2 separate regions of the Homo sapiens genome follow, and region 1 is linked to region 2. The links are chromatin loops, found by intact Hi-C in ENCODE. Cell type or tissue: heart right ventricle. All regions are shown on one strand. Each heading gives the region's core, and the rest is flanking DNA. Links, peaks and the distances in the headings are about the cores only.

Evidence for each region. Hi-C counts contacts between places; a loop is a spot of excess contacts. Peaks named below come from ENCODE experiments on the same cell type or tissue, not always from the same donor. Only the 100,000 strongest peaks of a DNase experiment are listed, where the experiment ranks them.
Region 1: it touches region 2 in a loop (2.6-fold over the local background); 18 of 110 quality-filtered maps call a loop at or near these places.

What each region holds. Positions count from the first base shown.
Region 1 is chr16:89,795,795-89,803,794 of GRCh38, reverse strand. FANCA (FA complementation group A) reads left to right here. Exons shown (of 43, transcript NM_000135.4): 8 at 454-536; 9 at 4,157-4,190; 10 at 4,563-4,629; 11 at 7,777-7,889. Among named protein-coding and RNA genes, the nearest start is that of FANCA, 17 kb to the left of the region's middle. In heart right ventricle, for the core only: no CTCF peak of the experiment used is centred there; DNase peaks (open chromatin) are centred at 4,573 and 4,847; H3K4me3 peaks cover 1,033 bases; H3K27ac peaks cover 1,413 bases.
Region 2 is chr16:89,855,725-89,867,060 of GRCh38, reverse strand. It overlaps SPIRE2 (spire type actin nucleation factor 2), which reads right to left. Exons shown (of 15, transcript NM_032451.2): 7 at 10,825-10,948; 8 at 8,554-8,723; 9 at 7,707-7,896; 10 at 6,266-6,378; 11 at 3,451-3,585; 12 at 3,200-3,267. Among named protein-coding and RNA genes, the nearest start is that of TCF25, 12 kb to the left of the region's middle. RefSeq lists enhancers at 2,572-2,661, 2,722-2,801, 5,904-5,993. In heart right ventricle, for the core only: a CTCF peak has its summit at 6,053 (motif pointing right); DNase peaks (open chromatin) are centred at 2,834, 3,183 and 6,060; H3K4me3 peaks cover 1,030 bases; H3K27ac peaks cover 2,199 bases.

The sequences.
Region 1 (8,000 bases), core at 1-8,000, 62 kb after region 2:
ACAAAAATTAGCTGGGTGTGGTGGCGGCGCCTATATTCCCAGCTACTGGTGAGGCTGAGGCAGAGAATTGCTTGAACCTGGGAGGCGGAGGTTGCAGTGAGCGAGATCATACCATTGCACTCAAGCCCAGGCGACAGAGCAAGCCTCCGTCTCACAAAAAAAAAAAAAAAGAAAAAAATCTGACTATAAACTTGTTCCCTTTCAAATAGAAGTGCAAGAGGAAAAAATCTGGTTCATCTAAGGGTCCTGATTGGGTTTGGTGAACGCTAGTGTAGCTGTGGTCAGGTGAGCAGTAACTTCTGCAGCGTTCCTCAGGTTAGGAGCAGCTCACAGGGGTCCTGGTGGGCCCAAGCCATATGCTCACCCGCCCCTCTGAAGTGGATGGTCTGTGCCATTCACAGTTGCTTGGAGACCATGATGTCCATAAATAACTTTGGTTTTATGGTTTTTCAGATTTTGTTCAAATGTTTGTTTTGAGGGGATTTCAGAAAAACTCAGATCTGAGAAGAACTGTGGAGCCTGAAAAAATGCCGCAGGTAGGAGGAAAAGTCAAGTGAAGAGTTTAGCGGAAGGAGCCGTCCTTATTCCAAGTGTTGAAATGTATTTACGTGTCTCTCTATTGAAACGTGCTGTTTGTACCTATTTACGGGGTACATGTGATACTTGTTTTGTGCATAGAGTGTAATGATCAAGTCAGGGTGTTTAGAGTCTCCGTCACCTCCAGTATGTATCATTTCTGTGTGTTGGCAACATTTCACATGTTGCAGTTACTTTGAAATATACAATCTGTTGTTAACTATAGCCGCCTCACTCTGCTGTGGAACATTAGAACTTACTTCTTCTGTCTAGCTGTATGTTTGTACCCATTAACCAACTCTCTTCGTTCCCCCACTGCATATACCCTTCTCATCTCTGGTATCTCTCGTTCTACTCTCTACCTCCACAAGAGCCACTTTTTAGCTCCCACATATTTGTGATAACATGCAATATTTGTCCTTCTGTGCCTGGCTTATTTCACTTAACATAATGGCCTTCAGTTGCATTCCTGTTGCTGTGAATGACAGGATTTCACTTTAAAAAAAAAGAATAGCTGGCCGGGCATGGTGGCTCATGCCTGTAATCCCAGCACTTTGGGAGGACGAGGCGGGCGGATCACAAGGTCAGGAGATCGAGACCATCCTGGCTAACATGGTAAAATCCCGTCTCTACTAAAAAAATAGAAAAAATTAGCCGGGCCTGGTGGCAGGCACCTGTGGACCCAGCCACTCAGGAGGCTGAGGCAGGAGAATGGCGTGAAACCTGGAGGCGGAGCTTGCAGTGAGCCCAGATCGTGTCACTGTATTCCAGCCTAGGCGACAGAGACTCCATCTCAGAAAAAGAAAAAAATAGCTGAGGTTGGGCTCAATGGCTCATGCCTATAATCCAGCACTTTGGGAGGCTGAGACTGGTGGATCCCCTGAGGTCAGGAGTTCAAGACCAGCCTGACCAACATGGTGAAACCCTGTCTCTAGTAAAAAAAAAAAAAAAATAGCCGGGCGTGGTGGCACATGCCTGTAGTCCCAGCTACAGGCGTGGAGGCAGGAGAATTGCTTGAACCCAGGAGGCGGAGGTTGCAGTGAGCCAAGATTGCGCCTTGCACTCTAGCCTGGGTGACAGAGCGAGACTCCGTTAAAGCTGACCAGTATTCCGTTGTGTGTATATACCACGTTTTCTGTATCCGGTCATCTCTTGTTGGGCACACAGGTTGATTTCATATCTTGGCTATTGTTAATAGTGCCACAATAAATGTAGGAGTACAGATGTCTCTTCAGCTGGCTGATTTCCTTTCCTTTGGCTGTAAGCCCAGTAATGGGATTGCTGGATCATATGGCAGTTCTGGTTTTTTTTTTGTTTTTTTGTGTTTTTTTGAGACGGTGTCTCTCTCTGTTGCTCAGGCTAGAGTGCAGTGGCGCGATTTCGGCTCACTGCAACCTCTGCCTCCCAGGTTCAACCGATTCTCCTGCCTCAGCCTCCCGAATAGCTGGGATTACAGGCATGCACCACCATGCCCAGCTAATTTTTGTATTTTTAGTAGAGGTGAGGTTTCACTCTGTTGGCTAGGATGGTCTCGATCTCTTGACCTCATGATCTGCCTGCCTTGGCCTCCTGAAGTGCTGGGATTACAGATGTGATCCACCATGCCTGGTGAAAGTGAGACCCTCTGGGCTGGTAGTTCTGTTTTTAGAACTACCCAACTATTTAGAAATCTCCATACTATTTTCCATAATGGCTGTATTAATTTACATTCTCACTGATAGCATATAAGAGTTCTGTTTGCATTCTCACCAGCATTTGTTATTTTTTGTTTTCTTGATAATGATAATTCTAACTGGAGTGAAATAATAGCTCATTGTGGCTTTGACTTGTATTTCCCTGATGATTAGTGACATTGGCTTTTTTTTTTTTTTTTTTGAGACAGAGTCTTGCTCTGTCGCCCGGGCTGGAGTGCAGTGGCGCGATCTCGGCTCACTGCAAGCTCCGCCTCCGGGGTTCACGCCATTCTCCTGCCTCAGCCTCCTGAATAGCTGGGACTACAGGCGCCCACCACCACTCCCGGCTAGTTTTTCTATTTTTAGTAGAGATGGGCTTTCACAGTGTTGGTCAGGCTGGTCTCGAACTTCTGATCTCATGACCCGCCCACCTTGGCCTCTCAAAGTGTTGGGATTATAGGCGTGGGCTACCGTGCCTGGCCTTTTTTTTTCTTTTTTCTTTTTTTTTTTTTTGAGATGGAGTCTTGCTCTGTCTCCCAGGCTGGAGTGCAGTGGTGCCATCTTGGTTCACTGCAAGCTCCGCCTACCGGGTTCAAGCTATTCTCCTGCCTCAGTCTCCCGAGTAGCTGGGACTATAGACACCCGCCACCGCACCTAGCTAATTTTTTTGTATTTTTAGTAGAGACAGGGTTTCACCTTGTTGGTCAGGCTGGTCTAGAACTCCTGACCTCAGGTGATCCACCCACCTCGACTTCCGAAAGTGCTGGGATTACAGGCGTGGGCCACAGTTCCCGGCCTGTTTCTGGGTTCTCTATCCTGTTCCGTTGGTCTGTGTGTATGTTTATATCAACCTCATGCTGTTTTCATTTCTGTAGCCTCGTAGTATATTTTGACCTCAGGCAGTGTGATTTCTATATTCTATAGCTTTGTTCTTTTTCCTCAGGATTGCTTTGCTTATCTGTGTTCTATTTTGGTTCCATGTGAATTTTAGAATCTTTTTTTCTATTTCTGGGAAGAACGTTATTGGTATTTTGATAGGGATTGCATTGAATCTGTAGATAGTTTTGGATACGTCCCAAATTTTTATTCCCTTTTGGAGGTTCCTGAGCCAGTGGCTCCCATTTTGCCTACACTGCAGTCTGTGGGCTTTGTTTGAGGAAGTCTGTTTTATTGTTACCATGAGTTGCTCTCTGAGTAGTGGTATGCTTTAAGCCCAGGAGATGTGAAGAAGGGAAATGGACAATGGTACCTTCTCACCGTCTTCTGGCTCCAGAGGCATCAAGGGTGAAAGTCCTTAGTTCCACAGCCCAGATTCAAGGCCTGAGCTTTCCTCTCTTCACTGAAGTACTTCAGCAAAACTCTGCGTGCAAAAGTGTCCTGCCCAGCCCTAGGCTCATGGCCTCAGGCCATGCTGAGAGCAGTCTTAGGGTAATTCCAGAAAGTTCAGCCTTTTCACTCTGTCTAGGTCCCTTCGGTACTGGAGTAATTTCTAGGTCTATGAGGGTTTTTAAAGTTGATCTCTTTGTAAAGTCCATTTCTTTTTCTTTTTTCCGAGACGGAGTCTGGCTCTTTCGCCCGGGCCGGACTGCAGTGGCACTATCTCAGCTCACTGGAAGCTCTGCCTCCCGGGTTCACGCCATTCTCCTGCCTCAGCCTCCCGAGTAGCTGAGACTACAGGGCGTCCGCCACTGCGCCCGGCTAATTTTTTGTATTTTTAGTAGAGACGGGGTTTCACCATGTTAGCCAGGATGGTCTCGATCTCCTGACCTCGTGATCCGCCCGCCTCGGCCTCCTGAAGTGCCGTTTCTTTACTTTAGAGTAACAAGTAATAATTCTCTTGTGTGATGCAGGTATCACACAAATTACAGAAGATTACCAAGATGGTAACTCACATTCTATTTTGACAGGTCACGGTTGATGTACTGCAGAGAATGCTGATTTGTAAGTTAATTGCACTGCAGCCCAGACTGTAAATGACTTAGTTTGCTTATTAGCAATTGTATCAGTTTTCTGCCTTTCCATTTGAGGTATTTCTCCTCTGTATGTTTCACTGTGCAGAGTCCTGGTACTGGAATGCCCTTGTTTTGGCATTTTCAGAGCTGTGAAGGGATACCTCATGAATCTGTGGGTCACAGGGAAGCATTTTCTTGTCTGTGTGTTTTGATTAAGGCCTACAGATTGTAGAAGTCTTGATGGATGTGGGCCCTCTGGGGGGTTGAAGTGGATCTGTTGTCTGAAAGCGCCTGGGGATTGTTTCTGGTGGGCTGCCGCCGTGTGCTGACATCTGTTTTCTGTTCCTGGCTCTGTCTTCAGTTGCACTTGACGCTTTGGCTGCTGGAGTACAGGAGGAGTCCTCCACTCACAAGATCGTGAGGTGCTGGTATGTTCCTGAGGGTGGCCTGCCTGAGTGTGCAGCAGGGAGGTGTCTGCCAAATTAAAGAGCCAAGATATTTTAAACACTTCCAGAGCTTCAGCAGCCCGCTCCTGAGCACACTTCCTCTGCCAGTTACGATAACGTGCGTGAGGAGGAGGCGACCATGGGAAAGCCCGGGGAACGCTCTGGTCAGCCTTTTCCTGTGAGGATGAGGTCGGAAGGTGCGCCCACTGCAGTATCCTGTTCCGCCTCTGGAAGTCCTGCACCAATGTTTGTCCCACTCACTGTGACCTCCTCCTGTGTGGAGTCTCCCCTTGCTCCTCCTTCCCTGGGTGTGATTCAGGCTCTAGAGCTGGCCCTGCCTCTCAGCCCCCCACATTTCTAGAACACACTGTAGCTGTGCCTCTACAGACTCCCGCTGCCTGGCCTCCACAGATCCTGCTCAGATTCACCAGTAGGCAAAGCTTGGCCCTATTAGCTTTTTCTCTCCATGGCTCTGTGGAGATGTGCGGAGACCCTTACAGGTCGGGAGGCGGAAGCTGAGGAGTGGGGGCTGGGTGGAAGGTGGACATCGGGGTTTGGTGGAAATGGGGCTCTGGGGTTTGCTTCCCTCTAGTGTGGGCAGGGGACCTTGAAGTGAAGTCTTGAGAAACCAGTAGAATTTGCCACTGTTTCCAGGCCTTGTCAACCTTTTCATTCTTTATTTTGCTCCTCATTTCCCATCCCTCACAGTAACTGTTTAACTGCTCAATTAAATGTGTTGTACCGTTCGGTACTTTTACTGAAACAGTGAATAAAGCACTGTGTGATTTCCTGAATGTTTACATGTGCATCAGTTAGCTTGGGCTGCTGTAACAAAGTGCCAGAGACTGCGGTGTGGACGGCAGATGTGTTCTCACAGCAGTGGAGGCTGGAAGTTGGAGGTCAGGGTGCCCCTAGGGTTGGGTTCTGGTGAGGACCCTCTTCCTGGCTTGCAGGAGACCTACTTTTTCTGTGTCTTCATGAGGTAGAGAGGGGAGAGCAAGCCCTCTGGTGTCTTCTCCGGGCAGTCATCTCATCATCACCTCAGCCTTATCAACACCCCACCTTGAGAGGCTGGGCTTCAACAGAGGAACTTTGTGGGGATACAGTTTAGTCTGTGGCAAGGGCTTTTTTTTATAATCTGTGTGATAAGATTACTCACACTGATGTCCTGAGAGTCAGGTAACAACCACTGACCTGCCGATTTTTATATTTTGTAATTAGTTGCCAATTATTTATTTATTTATTTATTTTTGAGACAGAGTTTTATTCTTGTTGCCCAGGCTGGAGTGCAGTGGTGAGATCTCTGCTCACTGCAACCTCTGCCTCCCAGGTTCAATCAATTCTTCTGCCTCAGCCTCCTGAGTAGCTGGGATTACAGGCATGCACCACCACACCTGGCACAAGCCTATAGTTTTGTATTTTCTATTTTTAAGTAGACATGGGGTTTCACTATATTGGTCAGGCTGGTCTCGAACTCCTGACCTCAAGTGATAACACCCACCTCAGCCTCCCAAAGTACTGGGATTACAGGCGTGAGCCACCGCACCTGGCCTGCCAATAATTTAAAATCAGACATCCTCCAACAGTCTTGGTGGCCAGCTTCCCTTGCACACTGGGGGCTGTGGTGTCCCAAAGCCCTGCCCTGTGAGGAAGGACAGCAGGGCTGAGAAGTGAATCTCCACGATGTCCCACACCCTGTTGTGTGAGTGTCTTGAGTTTGCACAGAGCCGACGTGGCCTCGTTGGGTGTGTGACCCTGGGGCAGTTCACTGAACCGCCAGGACCCTTGATTTTCTTTCTTTCTTTCTTTATTTTTTTGAGACAGAGTCTCACTGTGTCGCCCAGGCTGGAGTGCAGTGGCACGATCTCGGTTTACTACAACCTATGCCTCCTGGGTTCAAGCGATTCTCCTGCCTCAGCCTCCCACATAGCTGGGACTATAGGTGTGTGCCACCATGCCTGGCTAATTTTTTTTATTTTTCTTTTTTTGAGACAGAATTTCGCTCTGTCGCCCATGCTGGAGTGCAGTGGTGCGATCTCTGCTCACTGCAAGCTCCGCTCCCTGGGTTCACACCATTCTCCTGCCTCAGTCTCCCGAGTAGCTGGAACTACAGGTGCCCACCACCATGCCCGGCTAATTTTTTCTATTTTTTTAGTAGAGATGGGGTTTCGTTGGGTTGGCCGGGATGGTCTCGAGCTCCTGACCTTGTCATCTGCCCCCCTTGGCCTCCCAAAGTGCTGGGATTACAGGTGTGAGCCAATGCGCCTGGCCTAATATTTTGGTATTTTTAGTGTAGATGGGGTTTCACCATGTTAGCCAGGGTAGTCTTGATCTCCTGACCTTGTGATCTGCCCGCCTCAGCCTCCCAGAGTGCTGGGATTACAGGCATGAGCCACCGTGCCCGGCTGGACCCTTGATTTTCTTACCTGGGGAATCGGCATAAAGTGCCGCTTGCTGGTTGCAGGTTGTAAGCCTCACGAGAGGGTCTGGGTTTGGTTTGGTGGTCTGTATAGGCCTGCTGGGATGTGGCAGGCTAACAGACCTCAAGTGCTCTTGCCACCTGGCTCTGTGACCCCATTCACCCCCAGAACATCGTGTTCTCTCACACAGATGGCCCAGGAAACCTTAGTCCCTTCCATTCCTTCCTCATCTTCATGGACAGAGCTGGCCTCAGTCCCTGTTGTGACTGTTTGAGGCCCTGGTGTGCTGGGCTCTTCTCTCAGGCTTGGCACGACCCTCTGGGGGAGTTCCGTGTCACAGAGGGTGCCGCTGAGGCCCCGTCGGGTTGGCTCCCGGGGCTCCACTCCCGGGTGCGGCGCGGCCTGCCCTTCCCAACCTGTTTCCTTCTGCTCCACTCCCGGGTGTGGCGCGGCCTGCCCTTCCCCACCTGTTTCCTTCTGCTCCTTCGCTTCTCTGCTCCGTGGGTTTCGCCGTTGCCTTGCCCCCTTTCTCGTTGAACTGCCACCTCCTTGGATTCAGTTTCAAGTCTGTGGTTATAGTGGCCTGGCCAAGAAAGCCCCTTCCTTGCTTAAAGAAGGGATGAGCCTGAGCCACAGTTTGTGCTGGGATTGGTGGGTGGCGTGCAAGGCACCCTCCCTTTCCTGACCCCTCTTTCTGCTGCATTGGCAGGTTCGGAGTGTTCAGTGGACACACGCTTGGCAGTGTAATTTCCACAGATCCTCTGAAGAGGTTCTTCAGTCATACCCTGACTCAGATACTCACTCACAGCCCTGTGCTGAAAGGTAGGCCCAGTGTGGAGGCTGCTCAGTTGCTACCCATTTTGGGGATTGCTGTTGCCTTGTTGCCTTGGTAACGCTGACTGGAGATGCCAGGAATTCTAGGACCTCTTTTAC
Region 2 (11,336 bases), core at 1,304-9,303:
ACATTGGTGTGTACCTGACACTACTCACCATAAAAGCACCATGGAAGCTAGAGGGGCCTCAACTGAGATGCTCAGTTTTAAACAGTGATTCAATTTTGTTTTAATTCCCATATCTGATTTCAAAAATAAATACCTTCTTATAAAAAATTCAAGGCTGGGCGCGGTGGCTCAAGCCTGTAATCCCAGCACTTTGGGAGACCGAGATGGGCAGATCACGAGGTCAGGAGATCGAGACCATCCTGGCTAACATGGTGAAACCCCGTCTCTACTAGAAATGCAAACAAATTAGCCAGGCCTGGTGGCGGGCACCTGTAGTTCCAGCTACTCGGGAGGCTGAGGCAGGAGAATGGCGTGAACCCGGGAGGTGGAGCTTGCAGTGAGCCGAGATTGTGCCACTGCACTCCAGCCTGGGTGACAGAGTGAGATTCCATCTCAAAAAAGAAAAAAGAAAAAAAAAAAAATTCAAGGCTGGGCGTGGTGGCTCACCGCTGTAATCCCAGCACTTTGGGAGGCCAAGGTGGGCGATCACCTGAGGTCGGGAGTTGGAGATCAACCTGACCAACATGGAGAAACCCCATCTCTACTAAAAATACGAAATTAGCAAGTGTGGTGGCACATGCCTGTAATGCCAGCTACTCAGGAGGCTGAGGCAGGAGAATCACTTGAACCTGGGAGGCAGAGGTTGCAGTGAGCTGAGATCGCGGCATTGCACTTCCGACTGGGCAACAAGAGTGAAACTCTATCTCAAAAAAATAAAAAAAAAAAATTCAAACATGAGAGAATTAAAATGTAGACACCACATGCTCAGAAGTGATCCCTGCTAGTAATGGTTTCCATCCTCCAGGCTTTTCCAAGCATATATCAACAGAAATATACATAATTTTACAGATAAAATTAGGTGATTTTTTTTTCCCAGACAGGTCTTGCTCTGTCACCCAGGCTGGAGTGCAGTGACACCGTCATAGCTCACTGCAGCCTTGACCTCCTTGGCTCAAGTGATCCTCCCACCTCAGCCTCCCAAAGTGCTGGGATTATAGGCATGAGCTACCATATCCACCATATCCAGCCTTACCTTTTTTTTTTTTTTTTTTTTTTGAGACAGTCTCCCTCTGTTGCCCAGTCTGGAGTGCAGTGGCGCGATCTCGGCTCACTGCACCCTCCACCTCACAGGTTCAAGCAGTTCTCCTGCCTCAGCCTCCCGAGTAGCTGGGACTACAGGCACCCGCCACCACGCCCAGCTAATTTTTTGTATTTTTAGTAGAGACAGGGTTTCATCGTGTTAGCCAGGATGGTCTCGATCTCCCGACCTCGTGATCTGCCAGCGTTGGCCTCCCAAAGTGCTGGGATCAAGGTGTGAGCCACCGCGCCCGGCCCAGCCTTACTTTTTTATTCAGTCTGGGAAATTCTAACTTTTACTTGGGTCGTGTGGATGACTTACAGTTAATGTGATGCGAGATACAGTTGTGTTTAAGGCTGTCATTTGCTATTTGTTTTGTTTTTGACTCATTTGTTTGTTCTCCTTCTTTTCCTACCTTTTTTTGGATTAATTACTGTTTATGGTCCCATCTTATCTCCTTTGTTGGCTTATTAGCTGTAACTGTTTTATTTTAGTGGTTGCTTTAGGACTTATGGTATACATCTTTAACTTATCACAGTCTACCTTTAAGTAATATTTGTATAGCGTGTATAATACCTTACTATACCTTATCATAGTGATTCACCTTACCATAGTGAACCTTAAAATAGTATACTTCTGGCCAGGCGCGGTGGCTTACGCCTGTAATCCCAACACTTTGGGAGGCAGAGGTGGGCAGATCCTGAGGTCAGGGGATCGAGACCATCCTGGCTAACATGGTGAAACCCCATCTCTACTAAAAATACAAAAAATTAGCTGGGAGTGGTAGCAGGTGCCTGTAGACCCAGCTACTCGGGAAGCTGAGGCAGGAGAATGGTGGGAACTCAGGAGGCGGAGCTTACAGTGAGCCAAGATCGTGCCACTGCACTCCAGCCTGGGCGCCAGAGCGAGACTCCTTCTCAAAAAAAAAAAAAAAAAAAAGGAAAAAAAGTATACTTCCAATTTTCCCCTCTCCCTGACCTTCATGCTAACTGCTGTTATCAACACTACTTACACACGTGTTACAAAACCCACAATACATTGTAATTAATTTTGTCTTGTTTTTTGCATGCCACACATTTTATCTTGCTGAGTACTGGTTTGTTTTTTTGTTGATGTTTAAAAAATTCTTATTCTTGAGCTTTGTTCTCAGAATCAGTTAAGATACTTGTGAACAGTTTGATCCTTTCAGGTCTTGCTTTTATGATGTATCAGTCAGGCCTAGAGCAACAATCACTTTGGGCTACTTACTCCACGTTAGTGAGGCGAGTCCTTTGTGTGCATTCCAGTTAGTGCCCTGTGAATTATGACATTTCTGCCTGTGGCCGGTGGAAACCGATGTTACTCATTCCTGCCCCTGAGCACCGTCCCTTCAGATCTTTAGAACAAGGGAAGGTAAATTTTTTGTGTAAAGGGCCAGAGAATAAACCTTTTAGGCGTGGCTGAGCGAGTAATAAATGGGTGTGGCTGTGTCCAGTGAGATTTTACTTGCAAAACAGGCCGAGGACCAGATTTGGCCCGTGGCTATAGTCTGCCAATCTCTGCTTTAGGATAAATGTTCTGCAGCCTTCAGTCATTTCCTTCAGAGAGGGGGACCTTCTCTGAGGCTTTCTCGGCGCAGCCCTCTCCTCTGGAGTTCTACACGGCGGACTCGAGCTGCTGTGGTCTCCCTGGATTCTCAGCCTGACCTCCTCCATCTGGGGAGTCCGGCAGCTGTGGCTCATGACCTAGAAACTCTCCAGGCAATGACTGTGGTGATGGCAGGCTTGCCCCGTTGTGTTTCCTTTTTGTTGCCTGCTGTCTTGAAAACCATTGTTTCACATCCTGTTTGTTCTTGGCTGTGGAAGATGCCTATTACCCCATCTTGGCTGAAACTGGGAGTTGCTTAGCTATTTAAATTTAATTTAATTTAAATACAATTTAAAATTTAACTCCTCATTCGTACTAACCATATCTTGTGGACTCATCAGCCATCGAACATGCTAGAACATTCCTGGAATCACAGGAAGTTCTGTGGGCGGTACTGCCCCGAGGTTTCTCGCCTCCTCCTTCCCTTGTGAACTGACAGCTAAAGGGAAGGCTCACCTCTTGCAGAAGAGACAGCTGGGCGGCCACGAGAACAGCGGGAACTTGGCCCGGCAGCAGCAGCAAATCTGTCAGGAGAGACTGGTTAGAGCCCCGCTTTGTCCAAAGCTCCCTGGGGTCCCGCCCTGTCCCTGCTACCCCCTCAGGGCTCCCAACCAGATCATGAGCAAACAGTCCTGGGAACTGGCCCTCTCGGCACCCGCCCCTGACCCAGCGGGCAAGAGCGTAGCCCCACGTCTAGGCAGCCTCACCTTCCCCTTCTTCAGACTGCTGAAGAGCTCCTTGTTCTGCAAAAACTTTTCCATCTCGGCCTTCACCAGCACACGGCGCACGTCCATCACCTCTTCCACAGTCAGCGCCAGGCTCTCCACGGGGTGGCTGAACTCCTAGGGGACGGCCTCAGGTAGGAAGTCTTCTATGCAGGAGGCTCCCCTAGCTTACTCTCCTTCCCTGAGGACCCTAACCCTCCCTGGCCTCAGCCTAAACAAGCCTGCGACCTTCTAAAACGCTGTCCATCAGCCATCTTGTCCATCAGCCATCCATCCCCATGTCTTTGATGGGCCCTGCTGCTGCAGGCCAGGCCTCCCATGACCAGCGGACCCTGCCGGCCAGCCCAGCCTTCACTGGCCACGCTCCACACAAACTCCCCTCAGCCCATGTCTGTTCAAGGTGTCCCTGCCTGCAAACACACCATGGGCTGATCCACACCAGCCAGAATCCATCTCAAACCTTCCCTCCCTGAGCAGCTGATGTCCTCTTTTCTGGAAGGTCCAGGACCCTCCAACAGGCCACCTCAGCTTGCATCTGCCCATCTGCGCTCAGCACACCTCCCGTGTCCTGGCCACTGATTCCTGGGGCCACCTTATGTTGAGTGTGTCCTGTTTTTGCTTCCCTGTGCTTGGCATAGAACTTGACACCTGATCTCTCTAAGCCTCAGTTTTCTCTTCTGTAAAATGGGGCTGGATTTCAGCTCCATCGAGATGATTCAGTTAAAGCCCTTAAACACACTGCCAGCACAGCGTTCGCAGTGTCGGTCATCACTGCCAAGGCAGGTGGGCACCATCTATGAAGGTGCCACAGAGATGGAGTTGGACCATGTTTTCTGCTTTGGATTTGCAGTGGGTTGTCCTGTCTAAAGCTGTGAACACACGCTCCTGGCATTGGGGGGAGCGGGGCCCTTGCATTCCTTCCTTCCTCTGACCTGAGGCACCCAGGGCTTTAGGCTTCTGTTGCCAGTTGCCTGATGGTGCCGTTTCCATCTGAACAATTCACCTCAGGTGCCACAGGTGTGACGCCAACAACGTCCGTGGCCAGGAGACCTCACGCCAGGTACAGAGAAGGGCCGCCTGCTCCCCAGGTGAGGCTGTGAGCCCAGGGCAGATGGAAGGCCAGGTTCTGTGGTGCTCAGTAGCCCCCCTTCAGAAAGCACTTCTGAGACTTCAGAGCTAAAGAACCACTCATGTGACCTGTGGTCATCTTAAATGTGTCCTCTAATTCCTTAAGAAGTGGGCCTTGGCCGGGTGCGGTGGCTCACGCCTGTGATCCCAGCACTTTGGGAGGCCGAAGAGGGCGGATGACGAGGTCAGGTCCCAGCACTTTGGGAGGCCGAAGAGGGCGGATGATGAGGTCAGGAGATCGAAACCATCCTGGCTAACACGATGAAACCCCGTCTCTACTAAAAATACAAAAAATTAGCCGGGTGCGGTGGTGGGCGCCTGTAGTCCCAGCTACTCGGGAGGCTGAGGCAGGAGAATGGCATGAACCCGGGAGGCGGAGCTTGCAGTGAGCCGAGATGGCGCCACTGCACTCCAGCCTGGGCGACAGAGCCAGACTCTTGTCTCAAAAAAAAAAAAAAAAAGAAGTGGGCCTTAATTCTCTCCCTCCCCTTGAGAATAGGCTGGACTTAGTGACTCATTCCTAGTGAGTTGGGACAATGTGGCACTGCTGGACTTGGTCATAAATACTCAGTGGCTTTCACTGCGCTCACTCTTGAACCACGTGCTCTGGGGGACGCCAGCCACCACGCTGTGGGGATCCCCAAGCAGCCCGAGAGAGGCCTACACAGCAAGGGACTCACGCCTCCTGCTCACAGCTGGGTGAAGACGCCACTTCAGACGGCTCCTCCAGCCCCGATTTGACCCTTCAGTCGAGATCAGGCCCCACTGCCATCCTAACTGCAGCCTCACGAAAGACCCTGAGCCATGGCCACACAGCTAAGACACTGCCGGAGTCCCAACCCTCAGAAACTGTGAGATAATATATATTTGTTATTTTAAGATGCTGCATTTTGAGGTAACTTTTGATGCAGTGATATATAGCTAATCCTAGGCTAACGGGGCAAGCCCTGCCTTCGGTGGGATACGACCTAGGCTAACAGGGCAGGCCCTGCGTTTCGGTGGGGATACGCACAGTGCCTTGCATTTATATAAGGCTCATAGTTCTCAAAGCATTTTAACATCTGTTCTCATCTGAGCCGCTGGATAAAACCTCAAATAGTGACAGCAACCACACCGTTCACATCCCTCCAACACCTGCATGCTGCCACCGTGGCCCACGGGCCGCACACTCCCCTTACCTCAGTTGATTAAATCCTGCACCAGAACTCAGGTCCACGTGGGCCTCAAGATGTCAGCAAAGGTGAGCTCTTCACAATTACAGGTCAGATAAGAAACCGAGGGCAGAGGGGCTGAGCAGTACCGTGGCGGCGTCACGGCCAGAGTCAAGGTCTCGACCCAGTGAACCCCCCTCACACTGACCTCCAGGCACAGGGCACGCAGGTTCACCGTCTGCCCTAACCCCACACTGAACCCTTCAATTAGGGACCAGGCTCCGGGGCCGCAGTGCAGTGCGGTTCGGCCCCAGCAGGCGGCAGCAGAGACCACGGCCCCAGACCAGCAGCTCCACCACTGGTGCCCCATGTTCAGACCGCGCCCCCCCAGACGGACGCTCAGGCCACACCCCCCAGACAGGTGCTCAGACCCATCTCCCAGACCTGGCTGGCGGCGGGAAGGTGGGTGCAAAGACGCCCCCTGGGCCGCCCTGGACGACAATCGCACCCTCACTCACCAGCCACAGGTGTTTGGCATCGGGGGTCATGGAGGCCTCGGGTCTGTCCCCCGAGGAGCCCCGGTTGCTGAGTAGGGGGTGGCTGGGGTCAGAGACACTCGCGGGACAGGTACCTGGGGGAGAGCAGAGGCTCCATCAGGACTGCCTGGCAGGAGCTGTGGTAAAGAGGACTGTGCCCAGGGGATGATAGAGATGGTGGAGGGCTCCAGGGGAACCAAGCAAAAGGTCAAGGGGAGAAGCGGCCGGGCAGTAGCTACACGGGCAGTTCTAGCACTTAGGAGGCCGAGGCGGGTGGAACCTTGAGCCTAGGAGCTTGAGACCACCCTGGGCAACGTAGCGAGACCCTCAGCTCTATAGAAAAATATAAAAGTTAGGCAGGCATCGTGAAACATGTCGGTAGTCCTAGCTACTCAGGAGGCTGAGGCGGGAGGATTGCTTGAGCCCAGGAGGCCAAGGCTGCAGTGAGCTATAATGGTACCTCTGCACTCCAGCCTGGGCAGCAGAGCAAGACCTTGTCTCAAAAAGAAGAAAAAAGCGAAGAGGGTGGCTCCAACATTAGGACATTCATCGGGGCCCATGTGGTATAGAGGGTCCACAGGACCCCGGAAGGGCCCCCGTGTCTGAGCCCCAGAATGAGCTGGCATGGGCAGTCCCACAGCAGCAGTGAGCCAGACCCTCCTCCTGCAGTCCACACCTCACACTGGAGCTGGGGTCGACCTCCCTCCCTCCACCAACTCCCAGAGGCTGAGGCACAGCTCCAGGTGGGGGAGGCCGAGGTTAAGTAAGTGTGAGGTTTGGAACTGGCCTGGCCTGGACCTCTTAACACTGGGAAGGGGCTGTAAGCACCAAACACGATTGTCCCGAGACTCTGGCCCCACAGGCAGACAAGGAGGCCTGGCCGTGCCTGCTGGGATGTGGTGGTGGGGAGACAAGAACCCTGAGTCGCGAGGGCTCTCCGTAAAGTTCAGCCCTCACGGTGGTAGGACCAGCCCTGCACAGCCAGCAAGAATCGTTCTGTGCTCAGCAGCGCGAAAAGGAGTCGAAGGAATCACGGCTCAGGTTCCAGAGCCATGTGCTGCGAGCCCAGCCGGCTCCCCACGGACACACGGCTCCCTTCCCAGAGGACTAGAAGGGTCTATCACTCATCTAGTTAGCTATCTTTCTATATCCCAAAGTTAATTATGTCTAGGTAATAGAATCATGAGAATTCTTTTTAAATATTAAAAAATATTTTTATAATAAATATGCATTACTTAGTAAGTTTTCAAGTTAAACAAAAGGAGATGCCTGCCTGAGGTGGTGCCGTCTTGCAGGCACGAGCTCCCTGGGTCCCTGGGAGCTGCCTGCTCAGGAAGATGTGGGCTGAGGTGGAGGGATGGTGCCCACAGGATGGATCGGGGTGGGGGCGAAGGAGGGTACGGGGGTGAGAAGCAGCACTTGCCCTGGTCTCGGGAGCCGGGCCTCCACACATGCGCACTGCCAGCTCGGGGCCGTGGTGGCTCCGTCCCTCCTGGGGGGTGGGTGGCCGACTGCAGGCCAGAGGCCACCTCACTTCGGAGCTGGGCCAGGTCATGCTCTGAGAAGGAGCGGTCCCGTTTCAGCGTCACCTCCCCACACGGAGACTCTTCTTCCTGTGGACACACCAGACGCGGCCCTGCCCTGACAATGCCCGCCAGTGCCTCCTGCCCATGCCTGGAATGAAGCAGAGGACCCAGGGGTGCCGCAGGGTCTGCTGCGATGTGGGGCAGCCTCCACCCACTTCCCAGCCTGCCCGCCTCTGGACAGTTCGTGGCAAGCACCCGAGTAACCAAGCCCTTCCCCAGGCCTTCCGGAAAGGGACAGGTCTAGTGTCAGACGGAGGCAGAGCCCTCTGGGATGGCCCCCAACAAGGCCATCACCAGCCCTTCCTGTGAAGAGAGGAGCGTCCCATTCACAGGGCAGCCAGGGTGGGCAGGGAGCCTCGCTGGGTCCACCTTTTCACATCAACTAGCCAGGGGCTCAGTTTCCGGGGCCTGGGACAGCGAGGCACTTCCGCTGTCAGCCTTCCATCGTCTGTGGGAGGAGGCAGCCCAGGCCCTCTCCCAGTCACCCTTCTGAGCGGCCAAGATGGCAGGGTCCCCGATCCCCACAGGCCTCCTCCTACGGCAGGATGTCAGTTTCAAGGGAGGGCTCCTGGACAGGAGACACCGCAATTGCTGCTGCCCCCGGCTTAGCTTAGCCCTTCTCACTTCCTTGGCCCCCATCCTCCCATTCCTGGTCTCTTTTCAGGAATCCCCATGGGTTCTGACCTCAGATGTATTCATCTCTTCCATTTCAGCCAAGGTAGGCGCCTTGAGCAGCACGCGGGGCCGCGGGCGCTGGGCGCTGCCCCCAGCATCTGTGACTGACAGGTTGATGCAGGAGGTGGACTTGGCATCTCCGGAGCAGGCGTTGAGGATGCAGGGCAGAGAGCCAAACCCTGGGGAGACGGGAGCCGAGGCAGGACGGGCCAGTGAACGGGGAGACAGCAGGCAGGAGCTGACAGCTTTGTGTGCACCAGCTGGCTTAATTCCCTGACTTTGCAGAAGGGGAAACTGAGGGCTAGCCAGCCATTTAAAAAAATGAGGAACTAGGCCGGGCGCGGTGGCTCACGCCTGTAATCCCAGCACTTTGGGAGGCCAAGGCGGGTGGATCACGAGGTCAGGAGATCGAGACCATCCTGGCTAACATGGTGAAACCCTGTCTCTACTAAAAAATACAAAAAAAATTAGCCAGGCGTGGTGGCACGCGCCTGTAGTCCCAGCTACTCGGGAAGCTAAGGCAGGAGAATGGCGTGAACCCAGGAGGTAGAGCTTGCAGTGAGCCGAGATCACGCCACTGCACTCCAGCCTGGACAACAGAGCGAGACTCTGTCTCAAAAAAAAAAAAAAAAAAAGAAGAAGAACTAGGCTGGGTGCGGTGGCTCACGCCTGTAATCCCTGCACTTTGGGAGGCTGATGCGGGTGGATCACCTGAGGTCAAGAGTTTGAGACCAGCCTGACCAACATGGAGAAACCCCGTCTCTACTAAAAATACAAAATTAGCTGGGTGTGGTGGCGCGTGCCTGTAATCCCAGCTACCCGGGAGGCTGAGGCAGGAGAATCGCTTGAACCCAGGAGGTGGAGGTTGCAGTGAGCTGAGATAGCGCCACTGCACTCCAGCCTGGGCAAAAAGGGCGAAACTCCATCTCAAAAAAAAAAAAGGAAAAGAAAAGAAAAACATTTTAAAAATTTGCTTTTATTCTATTTTCTTCTAAATGCTGAAATATGTCATACTATTGTAAACTATGTAGAGTGGCAAATACAGGTGAAGACCAGGACAATAGGGTATAAGATCATGTTAGGCAGGGAATGGTGGCTCACACCCATAATCCCAGCACTTCGGGAAGCTGAGGCAGAAGGATCACTTGAGCCCACGAGTTCAACACCAGCCTGGGCAACAGAGTGAGACCCTGTCTCTACAAAAAACACAAAAATTAGCCGGGCGTGGTGGTGCATGCCTGTCATCACACTACTCGAGAGGCTGAGGTGGGAGGATTGCTTGAGCCTGAGAGGTTGAGGCTGCAGTGAACTATAATGGTGCCACTGCACTACAGCCGGGGTGACAGAGTGATACCCTATCTCAAAAAAAAAAAAAAAAAAGATATAGGAAATTCCAATGGCCTTGTAAAGTTTTTAATGAGAGGCATAAAAAGTGATTTTTTTTTTTTTTTGAAACGAGGTCTCACTCTGTCACCCAGTCTAGAGGGCAGTGGTGCAATCATGGGTCACTTCGGCATCAACTTCTCAGGTTCAAGCAATCCTCCCACCTCAGCCCCTGGAGCACCTGGGATTACAGCCATGTGCCACCACACCTGGCTAATTTTTCTTTGAAATTTTTGGCAGAGATGAGGTCTCACTATATTGCCCAGGCTGGTCTCGATCTCCTGGGCTCAAGTGATCCTCCCGCCTCAGCATCCCAAAATGCTGGGATTACAAGGCATGAGCTACTGAGCCCAGCCTCATCATTTTTTATTTTTGGCCAGGTGCAGTGGTTCACACCTGTAATGCCAGCATTTTGGGAGGCCAAGGCAGGCAGATCACTTGAGCCCAGGAGTTTGTGTCCAGTCTGGCCAATATGGTGAAACCCCGTCTCTACTAAAACTACAAAAAAAAAAAAAAAAAAAATTAGCCAGGCGTGGTGGCACGTGCCTGTAATCCCAGCTGCCCAGGAAGCTGAGGCATGAGCATCACTTGAACCCGGGGGGCGGAGGTTGCAGTGAGCCGAGGTCGCTCCACTGCACTCCATCCTGGGCGACAGAGCAAGACTCCATCTCAAACAAATATATATATATATAATTTTAATTTAATTTAAATTTTTTATCCCCAAGTAATCTGAGTTTCAAAAGCCTGTGTGCCTCAAAAATTAAGATGTTCTGTGTCTTCCATGGGTTCAGGCGCCCTCAGGGAGACGCCACCTTCCAATGTGCAACCTGACCAGGGGAATGGGGGAACCCCAGCCGGGGGCTCAGGGCTCTCTTCTCCTGCCATCCCCTCACTCACCGCGGGCAGCCCAGCCCTCGCCCCGCACCGGGCGCAGCCTCCGCTCCTGCTTGATCTCCTCCAGGATCTTCTCATGCAGGGACCTTTGCTTTGGTGGCAACGGGCGCAGCCGCCTCTCAGAGACCTGCGGTGGGGAAGCGAGACCTGCGGTGGGGAAGCAGGACCTGCGGTGGGGAAGCGGGACCTGCGGTGGGGAAGCGGGACCTGTGGTGGGGAAGTGACCATGACACGGGCCCACTCTGGAGTCGGAAGAGCCTGCCAGGCCCACCCGGAGGGAGTGCTGCTCCCAGGGGGCTCTGGGCTCCGCATGCACCTGGGGTGGGGTGGGCATGGCTCACATGGCCCCTTCCCAGAAAAAGGGCCCAGGGCCACACAGCCCCGGGCTGGCACACAGGCAAGAGGAAGCCAGCCCGCCTCACCCGTGACGCAGACGCACTGGGACACCTCCCAGGCTGGCCACAGGAAGACGTGCTGGGACACCTCCCAGGCTGGCTACAGGACAGCACCAGGCC